Regions from separate parts of the Homo sapiens genome. Here region 1 is linked to region 2. Evidence: chromatin contacts called from ENCODE Hi-C or POLR2A ChIA-PET data. All regions are on one chromosome and are shown on one strand. The core of a region is the stretch at or near the end of the contact, and the rest is flanking DNA. Distances in the headings are between cores, read along the strand shown.

Region 1 (5,388 bases), core at 1,398-3,897, 590 kb before region 2:
AGACAGAGTCTCTCTGTCACCCAGACTGCAGTGCAGTGGCGCAATCTCAGCTCACTGCAGCCTCCGCCTTCCAGGTTCAAGCAATTCTCTGCCTCAGCCTCCCGAATAGCTCCAGCATCCAGCATGAGCCATAGACCAAGACCCTGTCTCTGACAAAGAAAAAAAAAAAGCCTGATGATGATATTTGTGATGAAGAAGAAAAAACCCAAAGACTTCCCCAGTTATTCAATTACTCTTTCTTCACTAATCCCACTTTTACAAATGCATGAAATACTGTAAGGTTAAAGAAATAAAGCTTTTTGTGGTAAAATATACATAAGCTAAAATTCACCATTTAACTGTTTTTAAGTAAACCATTCAGTGGCATTAAGTACATTGACATTGTTATGGAACCATCATCACCATCCACCTCCAAAACTTTTTCATCTTCCCCAACTGAAACTCCATATTTGTTGAATAATAATTCCTCATATCTGTCTCTCCCAATTTCCCCCTCTCCCCAGCCCCTGGCAACCATCATTCTACTTTCTGTATTTATTAATTGGCTACTTTAAGTACCTCATATAAGGAGAATCATAAAATATGTAGTTTTTTGTGTCTGGTTTATTTCACTTAGCACAATGTCTTTAATGTTCACGTGTTGTAGCATGTGTCAGAATTTCCTTTTTTAGGGCTGAATAATAGTCCATTGTATTTATGTACCACATTTTGTTTAACTGTTTATCTGTCAGTGGACATTTGGGTTGTTTCCACCTTTTGGCTGTTGTGAATAATGTTGCCATCAACACAGGGATACAAATATCTGTTTGGGTCCCCACTTTCACTTTCACTTCTTCTGGGTATATACCAAGAATTGGAATTGCTAAATCAGATGGTAATTCTTTGATTTTTGAGGGACTGTCATTTGATTTGATTTTGATTTTTTAAGGGACTGCCATACTATTTTCCACAGCAACTGTACCATTTTACTTTCCAACTAGTGTTGCACAAGAGTTCCGATTTCTCCACATCCTCACCAACGTTTGTGTTCTCGTTTCATTTGTTTGTTTTGACAATAACTATCCTAATGGGTGTGAATGGTATCTCATTGTGCTTCTTTTAAAAAAAAAGGCTTTCTCAATGTTCCGTTTTATTGAGTTCTGCCATGCAGCATTCTAGAAGTAACTGGAAAGAAGTATAACCAAAAATCACATGAATACATAACTCCCTGTATTTCCATTTATGTCCCCTTGTTTTCCACCTATACTGTTCTGTATCCTAACGCAAGAAACCCATTCCAGTCAGATTTTTGGCTTGTGGTATCAGAGTTTGGGATTGAGTCGAGAAGAGCACCTAGTAATTTACTAGCAAAATGGAAGAAGACTGCAGGAGACTCGAAGCCTTAACAGTAACCACTTTAGCCATGTCCTCTCCCCTTCTACCCCATCTCTGCTCTTTTATGTCTTAGCAAAGTACCCAGAATCAATATTGGACTCACTCTTCAGGCTCCTGACTGTCTTCTTTCCATATATCTTTGCAAAATTTACTAAACACTATCTGTTTGGTTTAATGTTCAGTGAATGTGGAGGAAGCTCTTGAAAGGCAGTACAGAACTGGAGAGTAAACTTAAAAGTGTCCTCCCTCTCTTTTCATAGCTTTTCTATAGTGCTGGAGTGTTGTTGAGTGTTAAAGATGCCACATATTTCTAGTTAAATAATCATTAGTCCCAGCACTTTGGGAGGCTGAGGTGGAAGGATCACGAGGTCAGGAGATGGAGACCATCCTGGCTAACACAGTGAAACCCTGTCTCTACTAAAAATACAAAAAATTAGCCGGGCATGGTGGCACACGCCTGTAGTCCCAGCTACTCAGGAGGGTGAGGCAAGAGAATCGCTTGAACCTGGGGGGCGGAGGTTGCAGTGAGCCGAGATCGCGCCACTGCACTCCAGCCTGGGCATCAGAGTGAGACTCCATCTCAAAAAATGATAATAATAATCATTAGATACCTGATGATTTATGGATCTAAACAATGATTAGATCCATAAGTATTCATTAACCCTCACAGAGTGCACATATTTTAGTTAGATACCATGAGGGCATAGAAAGATAACTCAGGCTGGCTCCCTTTAAGTAGTTATACCTTAGCGTTTCAGGTAGAGCACTGAGCTATCACTGGGGAGAGGCAGGACTCCTGTTCTCTAGAAGTTTATGATCTAAGATGGGAAAACAATGCCAACATATATAAAACATTAGAGAACCATTTTTTAAAAGTACTTAAGTTCCAAACCTGTGTTGCTGAAACCAAAATTGCTATTATGGTTCACTGAAAGGAGTGATTATCTCAGGTCCAGAGCAGTAAAGGATGGCTCTGAAAAATGAAGAGGACTGGGCAAAACAGGTGAGCATAGGGAGCAATAGTGGATCAAATGTCTTTTACCTGGAGGGTTTTTGTATAAGAGAACACCCTGAGGTTGTAAGTCATTTCTTACCCCTTACTGTGCCCACCTGGGCTCCAGGTTTGCAAAGGAGGGAAGGAAGAGGCTCTATCATGGGGTGCCATTGCTCACTAGCCCTGAGCAAAAGTCAAACCCAGCAAGGGAGAACAGATTCCTGGCAGGAGAAATTCTACAGGATGTTTACTCAAGATATGAAAGACTGAAGAAGAGAGAGAAATCAGTGTGAATCTTGTATTAGTGGAAGTGAAACTTGAACTCTTACTTGCATATGAATCATAAGCAGAAAGAAAAAGGAAAGAGGGAAGAAACTGGAGTAAGAGGCGTGAGCAGAGACACTGCTATAAAACATAATATGTACTGAATGTTTATGGCATGCATTGCCTCTATTAAACCATAGGAAGTAGATCCTGATACTATCCCCATTTTAGAGTTGGGGAAGCTGAGGCTTACAGGAATTCACTGCTTGCTCAAAGTCACTGTTAATAAGTAGAGGAGTCAGGAATCAAACTGTTCGATAGCAGATTTAGTGCAGTGAATTGCTACACTAGAGAGATTGAGACATGAGTGAACATGGCAAGAAGAGGAGATCAACACAATAGAACAAAGAGTTATTTCACTTTGCAGAGGAGTGGGATGTAAAGATGGGTAAGGCAGAGTCAAACCCTTTAGCAAGGGATGCAATGCCCTTTTGTCCATAACAGGCCCCTGCCTGCCTCCTAGGTTTATCTCCTGTCTCTCCTTATAGCCCCTTCATGGTGAGGCCCCATTGAATTACCTGGTGATTTCTTAACTTGTCAGACTCTCATACCTCTTGCTTTTGCATAAGCTATTTCCTCTGCCTAGAATAGCTCCTGCCTGTTCTTTGCTTTGTGAATTGCATGTCTTCATCCAAGACTCTTCTCAATTGTGCCTCTGTTTAGTAAAGCCTTCTCCTGGCTCCTCATTCCTCCACACTCTGCAGTCCCTACCCCTAGCAAAGCTGGGTGCTTTCTCCTCTGCAATGGCAGAGCAACCATGCATTATATACTTCCCTCTGCTTCCCTGACATTACAAAGTAATCTGTTCACATGCTGTGGCCTCTCCAGACTCAAAGCCCCTTAAAGAAAGGGATGGCATGCTTAGCACAGTGCCATGGGGTAAGTATTCAAAATAGGTTAATGAATACATGAATAGATGAATGAATAGATTGATTAATTAATTATGGGGAAATTTAAAACTAGGTATGATAAGGTAAGTGGTAGCAATTCTTAGAGATTCAAAGGCAGGGAAGTGGCATGATGAGAATGCTATGTAAAAAATTTAAGATGGATGATTATTGTTTTTACTTTTCTTATTGTAAGACATCAAAAATATACAAATTTATTGTAGTTATTTCTCCTTTTCCAGGTATCTCAGTCATAACAGAATAACCTTCCTGAAGCCGGGTGTTTTTGAAGATCTTCACAGACTAGAATGGCTGTATGTTTAATTTATGTGGCATTTTATTGCACTAGTTTTTAGATTCTAGAGATATATAAATGAATTAATTTTTTTCTTCTGGCTGTCAGGATAATTGAAGATAATCACCTCAGTCGAATTTCCCCACCAACATTTTATGGACTAAATTCTCTTATTCTCTTGTAAGTACTAAACTAAAGCAAATATTTCAATCAAAGGCAAAGACATGAATAAAAATTAATGCTTAAATTTAATACCATTAAATTTGGATTTGTTAAAACCCCAAAGAGGCCTTTTCAATGAAAAACCTTTTCTTAATCATATTCTATAAGGCTATTTATAGTTCCAACAATTTTAAAAGATTTTCTGTCTTCTAGAATATCAGCCCATAAAAACTGAATACATTCTCACTCATATTTTATCACAATATTCTTTTTTTTTTTTTTTTGACATGGAGTCTCACTGTATCGCCCAGGCTGGAGTGCAGTGGCGTGACCTTGGCTCACCACAACCCCCGCCTCCTGGGTTCAAGCCATTCTCCTGGCTCAGCCTCCCAAGTAGCTGGGATTACAGGTGTGTGCCATCACGCCCAGCTAACTTTTGTATTTTGAGTAGAGACGGGGTTTCACCATGTTGGCCAGGCTGGTCTGGAACTCCTGACTTCATGATCCACCCATCTTGGCCTCCCAAAGTGCTGGGATTAAGGCGTGAGCCACCACGCCCAGCCTTTATCACAATATTCTTAAGCACATCGTTACTGTCTATACAGGCAGACCTCAGTGATATTGTGGGTGTTGTTCCAGACCACTGTAATAAAGCAAATGTCACAATAAAGCAAGTCACACAAATTTTTTTGGTTTCCCAGTGCACATAATAAAGTTATGTTTACACTATACTATATTCAATTAAGTGTGCAATAACATTATGTTTAAAAATGTGCATACCTTAATTTTAAAACTCTTTATTGCTAAAAAGAGCTAACAATCATCTGAGTTTTCAGCGAGTCATAATCTTTTTGCTGGTGAAGGGTCTCATGTCAATGTTGACAGCTGCTGACTAACCACAGTAGTGGTTGCTGAAGCCTGGGGTGGCTGTGGCAATTTCTTAAAATAAGATAACAATGAGGTTTGCTACATTGATTGACTTTTAATTTCATGAAAGATTTCTCTATGGTATGCAATGCTATTTGCTAGCATTTTACCCACAAGAGAATTTCTTTCAAAATTGAAGTCAATACTCTCAAATCCTCCCAATGCTTTATCAAATAAGTTTATGTAATATTCTAAATACTTTGTTGTCATTTCAACAGTGTTTACAGCATCTTTACCAGGAGTAGATTCCATCTCAAGAAGCCACTTTCTTTGTTCATCCATAAGAAGCAACTCCTCATCTGTTCAAGTTTTATCATGAGATTGCAGCAATTCAGTCACCTCTTCAGGCTCCACTTCTAATTCTAGTTCTCTTGCTATTTCTACTTCTTCTACAGTTACTTCTTCCACTGAAGTCTTGAACCCTT
Region 2 (5,163 bases), core at 2,415-4,914:
TTCAAAAGAAGGAACTCCTTTGATCTGTAGATAAAGACCTTCATTATGGTCTCACTTCCTAATAAAATGGCTGGTTACACATCATCAGGTGTTGGATTCTTCGTATCAATTTTCTGTGAAACTGCTTAGTGAATAAAAACCTGTTTAGGGTAAGGTATAGGAGAAAAATACAGCTTGCTTTTTATATCCTTTCTGATGTGAGGGGTAGTGGTGCTGTCAGGTGTTTTGCAGTATTGTTGCAGTTTCTTGCTGTTGGGACTCCTATAGTGAAGTTAGGCAGATTTAGCTTTGAATTTGACTCTGTCTCTGGGTGTGTATAAGTTACCTTTCATTTTTCTGAGACCCAGGTGACTCCAGGTGAGAAACAGGTTTCTTGTGAAGATAAAATTGCAGCATATGAATCTAAAAGAGACATTTGTAAATTAATTTCATAACCCATTAGTAGTTTCCAAAAGAGTCAAAATTTCAGATTCTTTTAAATGTGATAAATTGTTCCTTGAGCCCTTGGATCTATTTCTTTACCCTCAGTTTAGCTGACTCATCGATTTGATGTAATCTCTCTCTCTCTCTATATATATATATAGTTTGTATTGGTGTTTTTCCTTTCATTTATCATTTATTGAATAGCTTCATAACTCCCAGTGTTTCACTCCTTCCTTTCATGTTAAAAATGAATTTCATAAATTTAAGATTGTGCCAGGCACAGTGGCTCATGCCTGTAATCCCAGCACCTTGGGAGGCTGAGGTGGGTGGATCGCTTGAGCCCAGGAGTTCGAGACCAGCCTGGACAAAATGGCACGACCCTATCTCTAAAAAAATACAAAAATTAGCCAGTGTGGTGGCGCACCTCTGTGGTCCCAGCACTGCTCAGGAGGCTGAGGTGGGAAGGTCACTTGAGCCTGGGAGGCGGAGGTTGCAGTGAGCCAAGAGTGCACCACCGCACTCTGGCCTGGGTGACAGTGAGACTTTGTCTCAAAAACAATAATAAAAATAATAAATAATGAAAAAAATGATAACATTAATGAGCCTATAGAATATCTGGCTTTACTGGTTCTTTAGTAGTTTACATTGTTTGCTAGTTAAAAAAAAAGGATGTCTGCTGTGTCCCCTGTATTTTCAGTATAAAGATGAAATGTCTTCAATATTTTCATCAGCTTTCAGAGTTCTTATTGATCTTACTGACTTTTCCTGTTTTGTTGGTTGCAATTCCTTGTAAATGAATTGCTATTGTTTGGAAAATAAGGATTTTTTTTGAAAATCTTAAAATGGTGTTTTCTTTCTTCAGAGTTTTTAATTATAAATGAAGTAATTTCCTTACAATTTAGAACTTTTAAGAAATAGAATAAAAATTACCCTCTACTTTAAAAATGTCATTTGTTTTCTTATTGTGGGAATTTATATATAATTGATATATTTACATATAACTCAGTATTATGAATAATATCATTTTATAATAAAATATCAGTATTCCAACAGTGGAAATTGTAAATACCAAAGCCCTTAACTCTTGTTAGTCCTCCTTCTAAAATTTGGCGTATACTTCATGTTTTAGTACATGCACTTTATATTTCTTTTGGCTTGATATCATTGTTGGGGTTGCTTACTGTGCTGTGTTGCATTAACTTATCTAGTGAGCTTGCTTTGTGCCATTTGACTATACAAAAATAAATAATGAAAACTTTGTCTATCAGCTTATAGCTCAGCGCTCCATCAGAGGAGTAAAAATATACAAATTTTTAAACTGTAATAAATCCAGTAACAGAAATGATGTAATGTATTTGTGAAAAAGATTAAAATTATTGTGTATCTGGAAAGCCATCTGTCTATTGGAAGGTGGCCATTGTTAGAACTTATTTTTTTGAAGCCGTGGAACACTTTGTTCATAGAAAATCCTGTTCAGCCCAACAATAGTAGCTATTATGGTTGAAAGAGGTTTGGACGCCTTGAAATCCCAAGGGCTCTTGACATTGAAAACCTCTGATCTCAACTGTCTGCGGGACGCCTATAAAAGGATAGAGGATAATTTGTTGTAAATAAGTAATTTTCACTGTGGTTTTTTGGCATAATCGTATATTTGAGAGCACAAGTCTAAGCTGGCCAGAAGTCTGTAATAACAGCAGTGTAGGTGAGCAAAAATGGGACCCTGAACTGTAGCAAAGGGTTTCGATAGAGACTTGGGAGGGGAACCCGCAGAATGTGATGATAGGCTGTGAAGAGGGAGAAGCTTCGGAAGTTGTCCCTTTATCTTTTGGTTGGAGGGTGTTGGTGAGACCGCAGATACAGGAAAATAAAGGTGTTTTTCTATTTTTTGGTCATGGGTGGCTGGCCCTCTGGAGTTCCTTGTGGTCCCCATGTAGTTATTGGAACCTTTGTTAGTCTTCATTTTATTTCACTTTCTTGTTTTATAGGCATGTGATCAATAGCCCTCGATGATGATTCCTGTCTCCTTTTCTCCAGATGCCAACAGCTTTGTCTTTTGAATGTGATACTGTGCGGTATTACATCCTGGATAGTATAAAGTGACCTTTCTAAAATAGCACCAAAATTGGTATTTGATGCTATATGTGGTTCTCAGTTGTGCCGAACCTGTCTCAGATAGCTGTGTCGTGTGCTCGGCTCAGCCACTGTTTCTGGACATTTTGCCTATTCTTTCTCACAAAGCAATCGCCATCTTTTTGCTTCTCTGTTTTAATGACCTTGTTAATGCTGTCCATGTGAAGCATTTAGAGGAGCTTCCTCACTCCCCTGGGCCGCTTCAGGCTTGGCCATATTGCACTTGCTCTGCTAGAGTGGGAGGAGTCTCTTCTTGTACCCCATACACCCTCCTTGTTTCATATTTTGTCAGGATCATCTGGGAAAGCACTAACTTCTAGTTCCAGTTTGCTTAGATTTTGCATGGGCACCATTCTTTCTGTTTCTGTTTATTGCTTCTCCACTCCCGAAAACCCCCCAAAACTTAGATGGCCATGTTTGTGGCTGTTGGGAGTCTTGTTTTGAGCTGATGGTCTTCTAGGATCAGCATCCTTTACCCACAGCCACTTCCGCAACGCCTGCCGCTCTGTTTTCTTTCAACTCTCTTTTCTCTCCTTGTCAGTCCCCCTTGGCTTTTCTTTCTTTCTTCGTTTTTTTGGCGGAGTTTTGCTCTTGTTGCCCAGGCTGGAGTGCAGTGGCATGATCTTGGCCCACTGCAACCTCCGCCTCCTGGGTTCAAGCGATTCTCTTGCCTCAGCCTCCCGAATAGTTGGGACTATAGGCACCCACCACCATGCCTGGCTAATTTTTGTATTTTTAGTAGAGACGGGGTTTCACCATGTTGGCCAGGTAGATCTCAAACTCCTGACCTCAGGTGATCCACCTGCCTCTGCCTCCTAAAGTGCTGGGATTACAGGCGTGAGCCACTGTGCCTGGCCTCCATGAGCAACCTTTTTGGCTGACTGGGCCTCACTTAAGTTTTCACATTGTATTAACAGCTGAATGAAGTAGCATTTTCACAGTTATTTTCTTGCCCTCTAATAATTGTCTTTGCTGATTTAATCAGTTTTCTTTGGACTTAGTAGTTTTTTGTTCTTTCAGTTCCCTTGTCAACTTCAACTTGATCGCTTGCATTTACTGGCCACCTCCTTAAATGAGAATGTGGAGCGGCACACACAGCTCTTTCCCATGGAGAGAGTGCCACCTTGTGGATCTCTAGGATATTGCCGAGGAGGCTCTTAGATCCTGGCTCCATTTTTCCATTTACTGGTAAACTGAAGTTCACATCTTTGACTTTCAAGCACTTTAATACCTTACCTGGGTTCCTGTCTATTCAGTTCATTAATTTACTTATTAAGAAAATATTTGAGTGCCAATCAAGCATTATGTAGTGTATATATTGGGGGTACTTAAGAGTTAGAGGAGTTTAAAAACTATTGAGGAGAAACTCCCAATGTGAATAATTATGACGTTCTGGCACCTGCGTCACGTGAGCATGTACACAGGGCACTGGGAAGCTGGAAGAAAGCGACTCACTTTCCTTGGAATATACCAAAACACTTCTCAGAGGAGGTGATAGTTAACCTGGAACTAGAAGGATGAGTAATAAATTTACAAGAGAAAATATACTATTTAGAAGCTAGACTGCAGGTTTGTTCAAAACCTTTGTGGCATAGGTGGAAAAAAAAATGTGTGGCCTGGCCGAACAGGATGAAGTTTGCAGCATAAGGAATGTTGGGGTTGGGAGCAGAAAGCAAAGCTGTAGGTTGGTCCTTTCAGAGACGATCGTAAGAGAGGAAAGGAGATGAGGAAGATGAAGAGAACTAGTATTTTTTGTTACCATCATGCAAGGTACTGCATATATATTGTTTCATTAAATAAAAGGAGCTCTGTGAAGAAGGCATCAATGTCTTCCATTTTGCAGTTGAGGAACTAGAATCTCAGAATTTGACTTTACCACGATCACGTGGCTAGCGTGGAAGAAGGAATCTGTGCTCCAGAACCTGCGCTCTTTGCACAGCATTTCCTGCTTCCTTCATGGGCTCTGCCAGGGGGTTTGGACCTTCTCCTGTGAAGGACCATGGGGTTCATCAGAAGGATGTCATCTGATCCGATTTACCTGAGCAAATGATCACTGAAATGTTTCCCAGCTTCTACTAGGCATGATGCGCAGTTCCTGCCTTGAAAGGAAGTTCATTGTAGTTGGAAGAAGATGCTCAGGAATAAGAAATCATTACAGAAAAACATAAAACAATGAAATTAGATGGGCTAAGTATTTTAGAGTTTGGAAAACAGTGAGTGAGAAGATTTTCTTAAAGTAGTAGTTTTTGAGCCATCTCTTAAGGTACAGTGGGATGTAGAGGGTAGATGGAGAGAGGTAAACATCTTGAACAGCATGGCAGAGTTGGAATGAACAGAAGGAAAGCAGCCTGTCAGGAGCAGCAGGTTATGTTGAGGGGTAGTAGGAAGGAAGGTGGGAGAGGTGAGGGGGTCAGATCAAGTATTTCCCTCATGCCCATTATTCTTTGTTTAGACTTGGGATAATGCTCAGCGGGGATCATACAGTTCTGATTGCCCCAGAGGCTTTCTATCTGTTTACATTGGAAGGTGAACTGATCATTTTATAATGGTCTGTATTTGGTTTTGTTTGGCCTCGTTAATTTCCTTCCTGTTGATGAAAAACAGAAACAG

Evidence for each region. A loop is a pair of places that touch in the nucleus more often than their neighbours do. ChIA-PET counts read pairs that join two places held with the same protein, here RNA polymerase II (POLR2A). Pooled maps may share reads with other maps.
Region 1: a loop to region 2 is called in a pooled map, with 2.4 times the contacts of the local background. The contact joins two enhancer-like sites. A Hi-C loop is called at or near these places in 1 of 168 maps with a recorded cell type or tissue (IMR-90) and 10 of 50 pooled maps. POLR2A ChIA-PET finds 5 or more read pairs at or near these places in 1 of 52 experiments (activated CD4-positive, alpha-beta T cell).

What each region holds. Positions count from the first base shown.
Region 1 is chr4:158,608,309-158,613,696 of GRCh38, forward strand. RXFP1 (relaxin family peptide receptor 1) reads left to right here. Exons shown (of 18, transcript NM_021634.4): 7 at 3,822-3,893; 8 at 3,983-4,054. Among named protein-coding and RNA genes, the nearest start is that of RXFP1-AS1, 46 kb to the left of the region's middle. Within about 2 kb of position 2,648, at least 2 of the 41 ENCODE cell types and tissues checked have a DNase peak (open chromatin) inside an H3K27ac peak, as active enhancers do.
Region 2 is chr4:159,199,492-159,204,654 of GRCh38, forward strand. The region is part of intron 3 of RAPGEF2 (Rap guanine nucleotide exchange factor 2); the gene reads left to right. Among named protein-coding and RNA genes, the nearest start is that of MIR3688-1, 73 kb to the left of the region's middle. Within about 2 kb of position 3,665, at least 3 of the 41 ENCODE cell types and tissues checked have a DNase peak (open chromatin) inside an H3K27ac peak, as active enhancers do.